Linked DNA regions of Mus musculus: region 1 is linked to region 2. A link is a contact called in ENCODE Hi-C or POLR2A ChIA-PET data. All regions are on one chromosome and are shown on one strand. The core of a region is the stretch at or near the end of the contact, and the rest is flanking DNA. Distances in the headings are between cores, read along the strand shown.

What was found. A loop is a pair of places that touch in the nucleus more often than their neighbours do. ChIA-PET counts read pairs that join two places held with the same protein, here RNA polymerase II (POLR2A).
Region 1: a map of T-helper 1 cell shows a loop between it and region 2 (4-fold over the local background). The contact joins the promoter of Zfp639 here to the promoter of Ttc14 in region 2. A Hi-C loop is called at or near these places in 1 of 37 maps with a recorded cell type or tissue (T-helper 1 cell). POLR2A ChIA-PET finds 5 or more read pairs at or near these places in 1 of 5 experiments (embryonic stem cell).

What each region holds. Positions count from the first base shown.
Region 1 is chr3:32,507,073-32,512,348 of GRCm38, reverse strand. It overlaps Zfp639 (zinc finger protein 639), which reads right to left and starts at 1,757. Exons shown (of 7, transcript NM_144519.4): 1 at 1,617-1,757.
Region 2 is chr3:33,796,204-33,801,835 of GRCm38, reverse strand. It overlaps Ttc14 (tetratricopeptide repeat domain 14), which reads right to left and starts at 1,653. Exons shown (of 12, transcript NM_027619.4): 1 at 1,400-1,653; 2 at 756-880; 3 at 446-645. The coding sequence starts at 1,557.

The sequences.
Region 1 (5,276 bases), core at 508-3,007, 1.3 Mb after region 2:
CACCTAAAATCCATTCACTCAGGAAAAAAAAAAGATAATATCGTGGTGATATATCCATAGTTTATAATTTATCATTTAAAAAAAATTTAAGCCTAAAGTGGTGGCACATGTCTTCAGTGCCAGCACTTGGGAGGCAGGGGCAGGCAGATCTCCGAGTTTGAGGCCAGCCTGGTCTACAAAGCAAGTTCCAGGACAGCCAGGGCTACACAGAGAAACCCTGTCTGGAGAAACTGAGTATTGAGACCTACACCTTTATCCCCAGCCCTCAGGCGGTAGAGACGGAGGATGTCTCTGAGTTCTTGACCAGTCTGGTCTACACAGTGAGTTCCTGGCCAGCCAGAAGTACATAGTGTTTGAAAAAAAAATTAATAGACGGGATGTGCTAATTCTGAATTTATATTTATGTTTGGGGTTAGGCAATTTGTTGTTAAAGGCATACAACACTACTGGCTTGCTCTCCACTTTTTGAGATAACATTGAAGACAGAAAAAAAAATCCCATTTTAAAAAGGCCCAACTGCCCTCTTCCACATCAACAGCAGAGCTCAGTGGCTCACAGCTGACATCCCAGCACTCAGGAGGCTGAGGCAAGATTACACATAAAGTCTCTTGTGTCCTAAAAACAAAACAAACACATCACCCACACAGAGGCATCTTGGCACCTGGAACCTTCACAACACTTAATAGTGCTTCCCATAGACAAACCTTTTCAAAGGTTTCTCATGAAACCTCGGATGTCTTCACACAATGCCTAGACACTTTTTTTGTTTGTTTTTTTCGAGACAGAGTTTCTCTGTGTAGCCCAGCTGTCCTGGAACTCACTCTGTAGATCAGGCTGGCCTTGAACTCAGAAATCCGTCTGCCTCTGCCTCCCAAGTGCTGGGTTTAAAGGTGTGCGCCACCACTGCCCCGCACCAAGACATATTTTTAAAAGGCTGTTTTCGCGCGCATGTGTAGTCCGAGATGGTGTCTGATCTGGAGGCAATCATGAACCTACTCCAACTGGGTGTTCTCTCCAGCACCCAGCACCGAATTTTTTGAGACTGGGTCGTTGCGTTTTGAAGACGTTTATAACACTTTATTTTTTCACCTCCATTAAAACAAACAAACAAAAAATATTTCCAGGGCTCAGAAGGCGCTTACAGCTAAGCCAGACGACCTGGGTGTCTTCCCTGGAACCCGCAAGGTGGGAAGAACAGCCTCTTGGAAAGTTGTCCTCTGACCTCTACACTTGCGCCATGGCACACGTGCGCATGCATACACGCAATAAGCACGTACATTTTCAAACAGAAAGAGAATTTTCCCGTTCTAATTGAAGCCCGGCGTGGTGGCACACGCCTTTCCGGCTAGCCTAGGCTACACAAGTCCCTGTCACAGATTACAGGAATTCGAAGAGCGCTGGTCTGATTGGCCTCTCCTGGGAGCCTCTGTCCGTGAGGACTCAGGGCCGGGTCCCCGCTGGACTCCAGCGTCTCCCGCGGGAGCAGCCTCCTGCAGGCCGGCATAGGCCCCCCCGCCGCCGAGTCCACCCGAGCGGCCGACACGCACCGGGCCGGGCAGGCCCCGCTCGCCCCGCGGCCCTCGCTTGGCACGCAGGCCCCGGAGGCCGGCCCTCACCTCACGTAGCAGCGCAGCTCCGGCGAGACACGCCCGGATGATGGGACGGAGGGGGCTGCCGGGCCACCGCCCGCGCCCTGCCCAGCCGCCCGCGCCCTCCCCGGCCCTGCCCTTCCCTGCCCGCCAGGCCCAGCAGCACTCACCCCGTCACCCCGCGCATGCGCCACAGCGGGCCGCGAGAGTAAAGATGGGGGACGGGGGGCGGGAACCCTAAGGATGAGGGCGTGGCCTGAGCATGGAGGGGGCGTGGCTTCATGCTAAGGGCGGGGCCTAACAGCAGGACAAGGAGAGACTAGCAGTGCTGTCTAGCGTCCCCTACGGGCACATCCGGGCCGTGCCACCTTCCCCCCTGAGGTCAGCGCTGTCCCACTCATCGGTTTCCTGGAAGGCCGCAGTGATCGATCCTCAGGGTCTTCAGGATCATTAGTGTTTCACGCATGGTGGTTGTCCTCAAATCCCAACATCCGGGCTAGATAAGTCCAGGGCCGAGAAAAAACGCGATGTGACTCGAGATGGGTCCTCAGACCACACCCTGGGTTCTTGAAGTCTTGGGAGATTGGAGGTGGAGTTAGAGAAGGGAGAGCTGAAAAAATGGCTCCCCCCAGTTAAGAGAGTTTTATTTCTCTTCTAGAGAAAGCATGCACATGATAGTTCACAAACGCCTTTACTGTAACTCAACAGCAAGGGATGTGAAGCCTCCGCAGGCATACACACCTCCCCATCCCCCCACCTAAATACAAAAATAAATAAATCCTAAAAAGAAGACCTGATGGAGTGAACCGAGGTTATCACAAAGGATTGCATTCTGTCATTTAAATCCTTTTCGTACCTTGACCGTCAATAAGCAAAGGATTAAATTAGATGAGCATAAATAACTGTGAACATTGTTTTTGAATTATCCCTCGGGCTGACAGTAGATTTCGGTGGTTGTCTGTGCTTGGCAGGGTGAGTGCTGAGGTGTGAGCCCTCAGCGTTACAAGCAACAGTCCAGAGTGCGGCTGTGTGTTTTCTTTCTCGCTCCTCCTTCAGTGTTAAGAATGGAGTCCAGGGGCTGGAGAGATGGCTCAGCTGTTAAGAAAACTGGCTCTTCCACTAGGGGATTCAGGTTTTATTCCCAACACCCACAATGAGGTTCACGTCTGAGCTCACGTGTAAATCCAGTTCTAGGTCGCCTGAAGCCTTCTGGCTTCCATGGGCGCCAGGAACACAAGTGGTGCACAGACATACATTCAGGCAAAACACTCATACAGATAAAAATAAAATATATATATTTTAAAACATTTTTAAATATAATCCTAGCTCTCATCCACTGAGCTGCCCCACCCCAACCCCCTAATCTGGGTGAGAGTTAAAGAGGTTTCAGTACAATTTGTGAGTGTTTCTCGGTTTTGTAACTAAAGCCCTTAAGGTTCAACTAATTGTACGTGAATAGCTAAATCGAGTGGGGTAACTTATATCCAAAGTCACTTGCAAAGTCCCAGCCACGGTTCGTGTGTCTCACCAGCCCAGCGCCCTGTTCTTGCTGTCAATCACCTGGTATTCAGCCGGTTGTCACTGACACCCTCCCCCAACCCCATCACCACGCCTGGGGAAGTCCAGCTGTGCGCTTTGGAGAGACAGCGCCTTTTTGTGAGATTCAGTTTGGTGACCTCATAATCTGTAGGCATTCTCCTCTTAGACATGAATATTCAGGCACACCAGTGTAACCCAAAAGGAGTAAGAGAGGGTTCGCAGACCTTCTTTATTCCTAGTATACTTAGCATCGGGTACAAAATAGGGAATTGGGGCCTGATTGATTGAAGACTGTTGAATTTATAAAGATGCTGCCGGCGGCTACGGGTTTCTCGCTGTGAATCTAGTAGAGGACACAAGGGGGAGCCATGCGATCACTGTCAGTTATAGGGTTTCTCAGGCTTGCCCTTGAGTTTGACTTAATTCTCCTCTTGCCTGCGTCACTAGAAGGGGAGGGGGGAGAGACTATGTCATGGTATTTAGACAGCATGCATCATTGTTTTCAGGGCTCCCCTTTCCCCCTCCCTGGCAAGATGTGCAGCTATGTAAAATCTTGAAAGCCCTAGGATAACATTTTACAGGAATATTTAACCACCATCCTCCCAAGTTTTTGATACAGGTGTGTCATAGCTTAAATTTTTCCTGATCACAGAAATGTGTGTTATACAATAGATAGTAGAACAGAATTGTACTGGCTAGTTTTGTGTCCACTTGACACAGCTGGAGTTATCACAGAGAAAGGAGCTTCAGTTGAGGAAATGCCTCCATGAGATCCAACTGTAAGGCATTTTCTCAATTAGTGATCAAGGGGGAAAGGCCCCTTGTGGGTGGGACCATCTCTGGGCTGGTAGTCTTGGTTCTTAAGAGAGCAGGCTAAGCAAGCCAGGGGAGGCAAGCCAGTAAGGAACATCCCTCCATGGCCTATGCATCAGCTCCTGCTTCCTGACCTGCTTGAGTTCCAGTCCTGACTTCCTTTGGTGATGAACAGCTACATGGAAGTGTAAGCCAAATAAACCCTTTCCTCCCCAATTTGCTTCTTGGTCATGATGTTTGTGCAGGAATAGAAACCCTGACTAAGACAAGAATGAAGAAAGAAAACCACCAACTCCCACAGCCCTGAACTGATTCCTTGGATCTGTCTTTCCGTGACTTTTATACTTGCATGCACATAGATTTTTCTCAAAATCAGATTATCATTATGTTAAGTGGCAGGTTTTTTCCAGTTATATATTTTTTCGGAATATAAACATTCCTGATGCAATTAAAATGTTAATGGTACCTTACAGTTACTGCGAGTGGTCATATAAAAGTTAAATAGTGACGTTTAAGTTATTTGCACCTTTTTCAAAGACCTTGCCAAGCCAGGCATAGTGGTAAATTACTGTACTCCCAGCACTTAAGAGGCAGAGGTTGTATTAGTGTTCTCTAGAATAACGGAATTTGTGGAATATGAATACACACACACACACACTGTGTGTGTGTGTGCAGGCTGCACTCCAACAATGGCCAGCTATGAATGGGAAGTTCTAGAACCTAGTAGTGGCTCAGCCTCATGAGTCTGGGTGTTTCAGCTGGCCTTTGTAGAAACTGTAATTCTGAAGAAGTAGGCTCCAATGGATGTGCTGGCAAAGTGAATGCAAGCAGGTAAAGAAGAAGGTGACTTCCTTCTTCTGGTATGTAGGCCTCCAGCAGAAGGAGTGGCCCAGATTAAAGATGTGCCTCAAGATCTGGATTAAAGGTGTGTGTCTTCCAGCCTCAAACTCTGGGTCAAAAGCTTGTGTATACCAGCCTCAGGATCTGAAATCCATGTCTGCATTGTAGTCCATTCCAGATATAGTCAAGTTGACCACAAAGAAATGTAGGCTTCATTTTTTTTTTTTTTTTTTTTTTTTTTTGAGACAGGGTTTCTCTGTAGCCCTGGCTACCCTGGAACTCACCATGTAGATCAGCCTGGCCTTGAACCTAGTCAAAGCCTACTTTTAATGATGGTTCTTAAATGCTTTAACCTCCCTTCTAGCCCACCACCCACCGGAGGTAGTAGAAAAGAAAGGGTATTATGATACCAGGGAAGAAGACCTGTTTAGAAATTGTTCTTTGGAGCACATCCAATCTGTGTTGTCAGGAAATCTGCAGCTCAGTTCACTGGAG
Region 2 (5,632 bases), core at 404-2,903:
AACATCTAATGTGCAATTATTAAGCATATGTTTAACCACAAGATATCTGTTCAGAATACCAATGAACATCATCACAACCACTAATCTCTATGATGTCAAAAAGGAGACTGACCTGCAAACAGAGTTCTCCAAACCTTGAAACACCCACAATGGAGGAAACGTAACACTCTAGTACTTGTTTTTTTTTGATAGGGATTCACTATAGAGATCAGGCTGGCCTTGAACCCACCTCTGTTCAGCCCACCTCTGCCTCCTGAGAACTAGGGTTAAAGGCATGTACTGTCAATGTCCAGCTCTCTAAGGCTTTTGGTAAGAACAACTACTGTTTTTTTTTTTTTTTTTCAGCTTATCTTTAACCCTCCCCCCCCAATATCCTACCAGGTAAATGTAAACAGACTTGGATAAGCACATAATTTTTGCATGGGATGAGTGTAGAGTGACTTACTGTGATTTCTAAGTGCGAAATATCTCTCACGATGCCACTTCCTAAACAGATCAACACCATGAAAAAACCAAACTCCCGAATAGAGCTAATTCTTCCAATCACTATATCACCACGTTCAATATCTCGGAAGAAGAGCTCTCTCCGGTCCATGCTTGGCATCTCCATGAACTGCTCTAAGGGTGGCATGACCGCATAAAGATCTGGAATAAAATAAAACCAAATCACCACGATCATTCTGACTTCCTTCTCCTTTGATAAAATGCTTTAAACTAACCAGTAAATCTTGAAAAGCTTCTCAGACTAAACTTACTGTCATTGTCGTCATGCACTTCAGAGGGTGGAGATGCGTCTGATTTCCAAGACAGTGCAAAAAGCAGATCCGCTTTTTTAGAGATGAATTTTTGTATTTCAATGTTGTCAACTCTCTTCTCTTTCCTTAAAAGAAAGGTGACTATATACATGTACATATATATATATATATATATATATATATATATATATATTTTTTTTTTTTTTTTTCACTGATCCACGCTCTCATACATCCAAACTCGTGTACGGCAGTTTTCATCACCCAACCCTGCTTAGTGTCTCCAGGGGAAGTTTTATTTATTTTAGCTTTTCAGTATGCATTTATTTAGTGCTGTGATGTGGCGTCCATGTGCCACCGTGTGCAACTGGGGGATCATAGGACAAGGCTGGGATTGGTTCTCGCCTACCCTTGCGAAGCCTGGGAATCGGTCAGGTCAGGCCGCTCGATGGAAAGTGACTTTACCCACTGAGTTCCGGAAGAAGTTTTAAGCCCGTTCTCTCTGGAAACGGGAGCAGGGAAGCTTTGGCGGCGGCTCGGAAGGCGCATCCCGGCCATTCAGCCCGGAGCCAGTGCCTGGTCACACACCCCGGGGCTCGGTCCCTCCTGTCCGCCCCGCGCCCCGGCCCGGGTCACGGCCCCGATACCTGCCGGCTCCCGGAGGAGGCGCCGCGCCGCGGGCTGGCTCGGCCGCCGTGCCCAGCAGGCTCCGGAAGTGCGGGTTGTCCTGCTGTTCACTCCGCAGCAGCGACAGCAGGGCCGGGCCGTGGCAGCCCAGCGACTGCCGCAGCAAGTCGCGGTCCATGGCGAGCCCGCCAGGCTCCGGCGTCCGAGCCCGCGCTCCCGCAAGCCGAGGGAAGCTGCCCGGACGCGCTAACCTCCCGGAAGCGCTCGCGGCGGCGAGCTGCCTCAGTCTCGCGAGACCTGGCGGGACTACGGGAACCCGCAGGAAGCGCGAAGCGGGTCTGGCGCCGAGGGCGGAGTAAGGCTGGAGGTGTGACGTGTGGGGACGCCTGAGCTTAGCACGTACGTCGGGCTGTGTGGTTCCTAGGTCGCCAAGGCCAGAGCTCCGGTCTCTTTTTCACCGGGTGCTGCCGAGTTCAGCGGTGCAAGGGTGGCTGGGCGGCCGCGGAGGAAGTTTCCTCAGTCCTGTCTGCCCGGGGCGGCGCCCGCGTCCCCTCAGGATTGCCTCAAGGTGGCGGTCGCAGGAAAGCTGCCTGCTAGACCGACGTGGGGCAGACAGACAAGGACCTACAGTTGACTTGGCGGCGGCTGGAGGCGTGTCCACCTTGTTTCTCGCTGCCTTTTAGAGGGATGTGGCTGTCACCAGCCCGGAGAGCTTTAAAGCGCAGCGCGCATGCTCTGTTCTGGCGTGGCTTTGTAGGAGTTTTAGGATAAGCTGCCTACTACTAGGGTGATATCTGTGGGCTGCCTGGTACACACTGGTACCGAGTGCTTTAGGTGGCTTACTTAAAACTGGCCAGCGTTTGCTGGCTACACTTCAGTGCTAGCTCTACACCGAGTGTAACCCATAACCCCACACAACTTTGTTCTACACCTGGGCACCACACCCATACCATCAGGGCTTTTGTTTGTTTGTTTGTTTTTTGTTTGTTTTTTTGTTTGTTTTGTTTGTTTGTTTGTTTTCCAGTTACAGGGGTTTCGAATTCATTTTCTTTCGTGACAAATACGTGATTTTTGAAAGGGACAGGACACTGGATAGTTGACCAGACCAGAGGGGGTACAATGGAAAGTGAGGGAGTTGGTTAGTGCTTGGGTTTTCAGCATGCTAGCCAAGGATTCTCTCTACCACTGAGCTACAACCCCACCTACATTTTTTTTAACTTAAAAACTCTCCAAGAAACTTTAAAGAAATATGAATAGTTTAATGAACTGTTGGGAGGGGGTGGTACAGGGTACGAAAATGGTGAAGGAAATGAAGAAAGCAGAATATTCCAAACAGATTTTCACTGCTTGGTTTCTAACCCTACTTTTACTGTGATTTCAAATTTCATCTTAAAAGTAAACACATAAGCCGGGCGTGGTGGTGCACGCCTTTAATCCCAGCACTTGGGAGGCAGAGGCAGGTGGATTTCTGAGTTCCAGGCCAGCCTGGTCTACAGAGTGAGTTCCAGGATAGCCAGGGCTACACGGAGAAACCCTGTCTCGAAAAACCAACCAACCAACCAAACAAACAAACAAAAACCAAAAAACAAACAAAAAATAGTAAACACATATGTATATCCTGTAACAAACACTAGACTCTAAAGATGAAAATACGCCCTGGCTCGGAGTGACTCTGTTTGTTTGTGGAAGACAGATAAGAATAAAGGCATAAAGCTATAACACTGAAGGTTAATGTGGCTACCTAAGGTGTGGCCTCAGATCTTTTTTTTTTCTAAATTAGGTATTTTCCTCATTTACATTTCCAATGCTATCCCAAAAGTCCCTCATACCCTCCCCCCCCACTCCCCTCCCCCCCACTCCCCCTTTTTGGCTCTGGCGTTCCCTTGTACTGGGGCATATAAAGTTTGCAAGTCCAATGGGCCTCTCTTTCCAGTGATGGCCAACTAGGCCATCTTTTGATACATATGCAGCTAGAGTCAAGAGCTCCGGGGTACTGGTTAGTTCATATTGTTGTTCCACCTATAGGGTTGCAGATCCCTTTAGCTCCTTGGCTACTTTCTCTAGCTCCTCCATTGGGGGCCCTGTGATCCATCCAATAGCTGACTGAGATCATCCCTTCTGTGTTTGCTAGGCCCCAGCATAGTCTCACAAGAGACAGCTATATCAGGGTCCTTTTAGCAAAATCTTGCTAGTGTATGCAATGGTGTCAGCATTTGGAGGCTGATTATGGGATGGATCCCCGAATAGGGCAGTCTCTAGATGGTCCATCCTTTCTTCTCAGCTCCAAACTTTGTCTCTGTAACTCCTTCCATGGGTGTTTTGTTCCCAATTTTAAGAAGGGGCAAAGTATCCACACTTTGGTCTTCGTTCTTCTTGAGTTTCATGTGTTTAGCAAATTGTATCTTATATCTTGGGTATTCTAAGTTTCTGGGCTAATATCCACTTATCTTTGAGTACATATCATGTGAGTTCTTTTGTGATTGGGTTACCTCACTCAGGATGATGCCCTCGAGGTCCAACCATTTGCCTAGGAATTTCATAAATTCATTCTTTTTAATAGCCGAGTAGTACTCCATTATAACAAAAAACCTAGGATAGCAAAAACTCTTCTCAAGGATAAAAGAACCTCTGGTGGAATCACCATGCCTGACCTAAAGCTTTACTACAGAGCAATTGTGATAAAAACTGCATGGTACTGGTATAGTGACAGAAAAGTAGACCAATGGAATAGAATTGAAGACCCAGAAATGAACCCACACACCTATGGTCACTTGATCTTCCACAAGGGAGCTAAAACCATCCAATGGAAAAAAGACAGCATTTTCAACAAATGGTGCTGGCACAACTGGTGGTTATCATGTAGAAGAATGCGAATTGATCCATTCCTATCTCCTTGTATTAAGGTCAAATCTAAGTGGATCAAGGAGCTCCACATAAAACCAGAGACACTGAAACTTATAGAGGAGAAAGTGGGGAAAAGCCTCGAAGATATTGGCACAGAGGAAAAATTCCTGAATAGAACAGCAATGGCTTGTGCTTTAAGATCGAGAATTGACAAATGGGACCTCATGAAACTGCAAAGCTTCTGTAAGGCAAAAGACACCGTCAATAAGACAAAAAGGACACCAATAGATTGGGAAAGGATCTTTACCTATCCTAAATCAGATAGAGGACTAATATCCAATATATATAAAGAACTCAAGAAGGTGGACTCCAGAAAATCAAATAACCCCAATTAAAAAATGGGGCTCAGAGCTAAACAAAGAATTCTCATCTGAGGAATACTGAATGTCTGAGAAGCACCTGAAAAAATGTTCAGCATCCTTAATCATCAGGGAAATGCAAATCAAAACAACCCTGAGATTCCACCTCACACCAGTCAGAATGACTAAGATCAAAAATTCAGGTGACAGCAGATGCTGGCGAGGATGTGGAGAAAGAGGAACAGTCCTCCATTGTTGGTGGGAGTGCAAGCTTGTACAACCACTCTGGAAATCAGTCTGGCGGTTCCTTAGAAAATTGGACATGGTACTACCTGAGGCTCCCGCAATACCTCTCCTGGGCATATATCCAGAAGACGTTCCAACTAGTAAGAAAGAAACATGCTCCACTATGTTCATAGCAGCCTTATTTATAATAGCCAGAAGCTGGAAAGAACCCAGATGCCCCTCAATAGAGGAATGGATAAAAAAAAAATGTGGCCTCAGATCTTTAGGCCGAGGGTAGTAGAGTCGCTGGGGGAGTTAGGAAATGAGCAGTTAGGTAAGTGGGCTCTACACATGGGGCAGGAAAATGTGAAAAGTCAGATGTGTTCTGGAGACCACAATGTGAAATTAAAAAGGTAGGGCTATTTCCACTAACAGGCATTCTCATTATATAAACACACTGTTTCAGAGGGTTGCAGAGAAAGAAAGGGAAGTAAGGAAGGAAGGAAAAACGGGAAAAGAGAAACATATTAACTTCATGATTTATTTAGCAATATCACAAATGTAGTTGAAATAAGGCAGCCACACTGAACAGTAACAGAAGTGTATCTTAATATAGTTTTTTTAAATTTCCCAAAATAACATGTACAGTTTCTGTGTTATCATTTCCAAAGGATGCACAAGTAAGTTTTTACTTCATGAGATACATGTATGTAGACAGGTTCTGGTTCTTGATCCTACTGTAAACTGTCAGCAGGCCTCATTCCCATGTGAGGAAGGGAGGCACCAAAGAATACTTTCTGTTTTCATTTTCCACTTCTTTTTTAT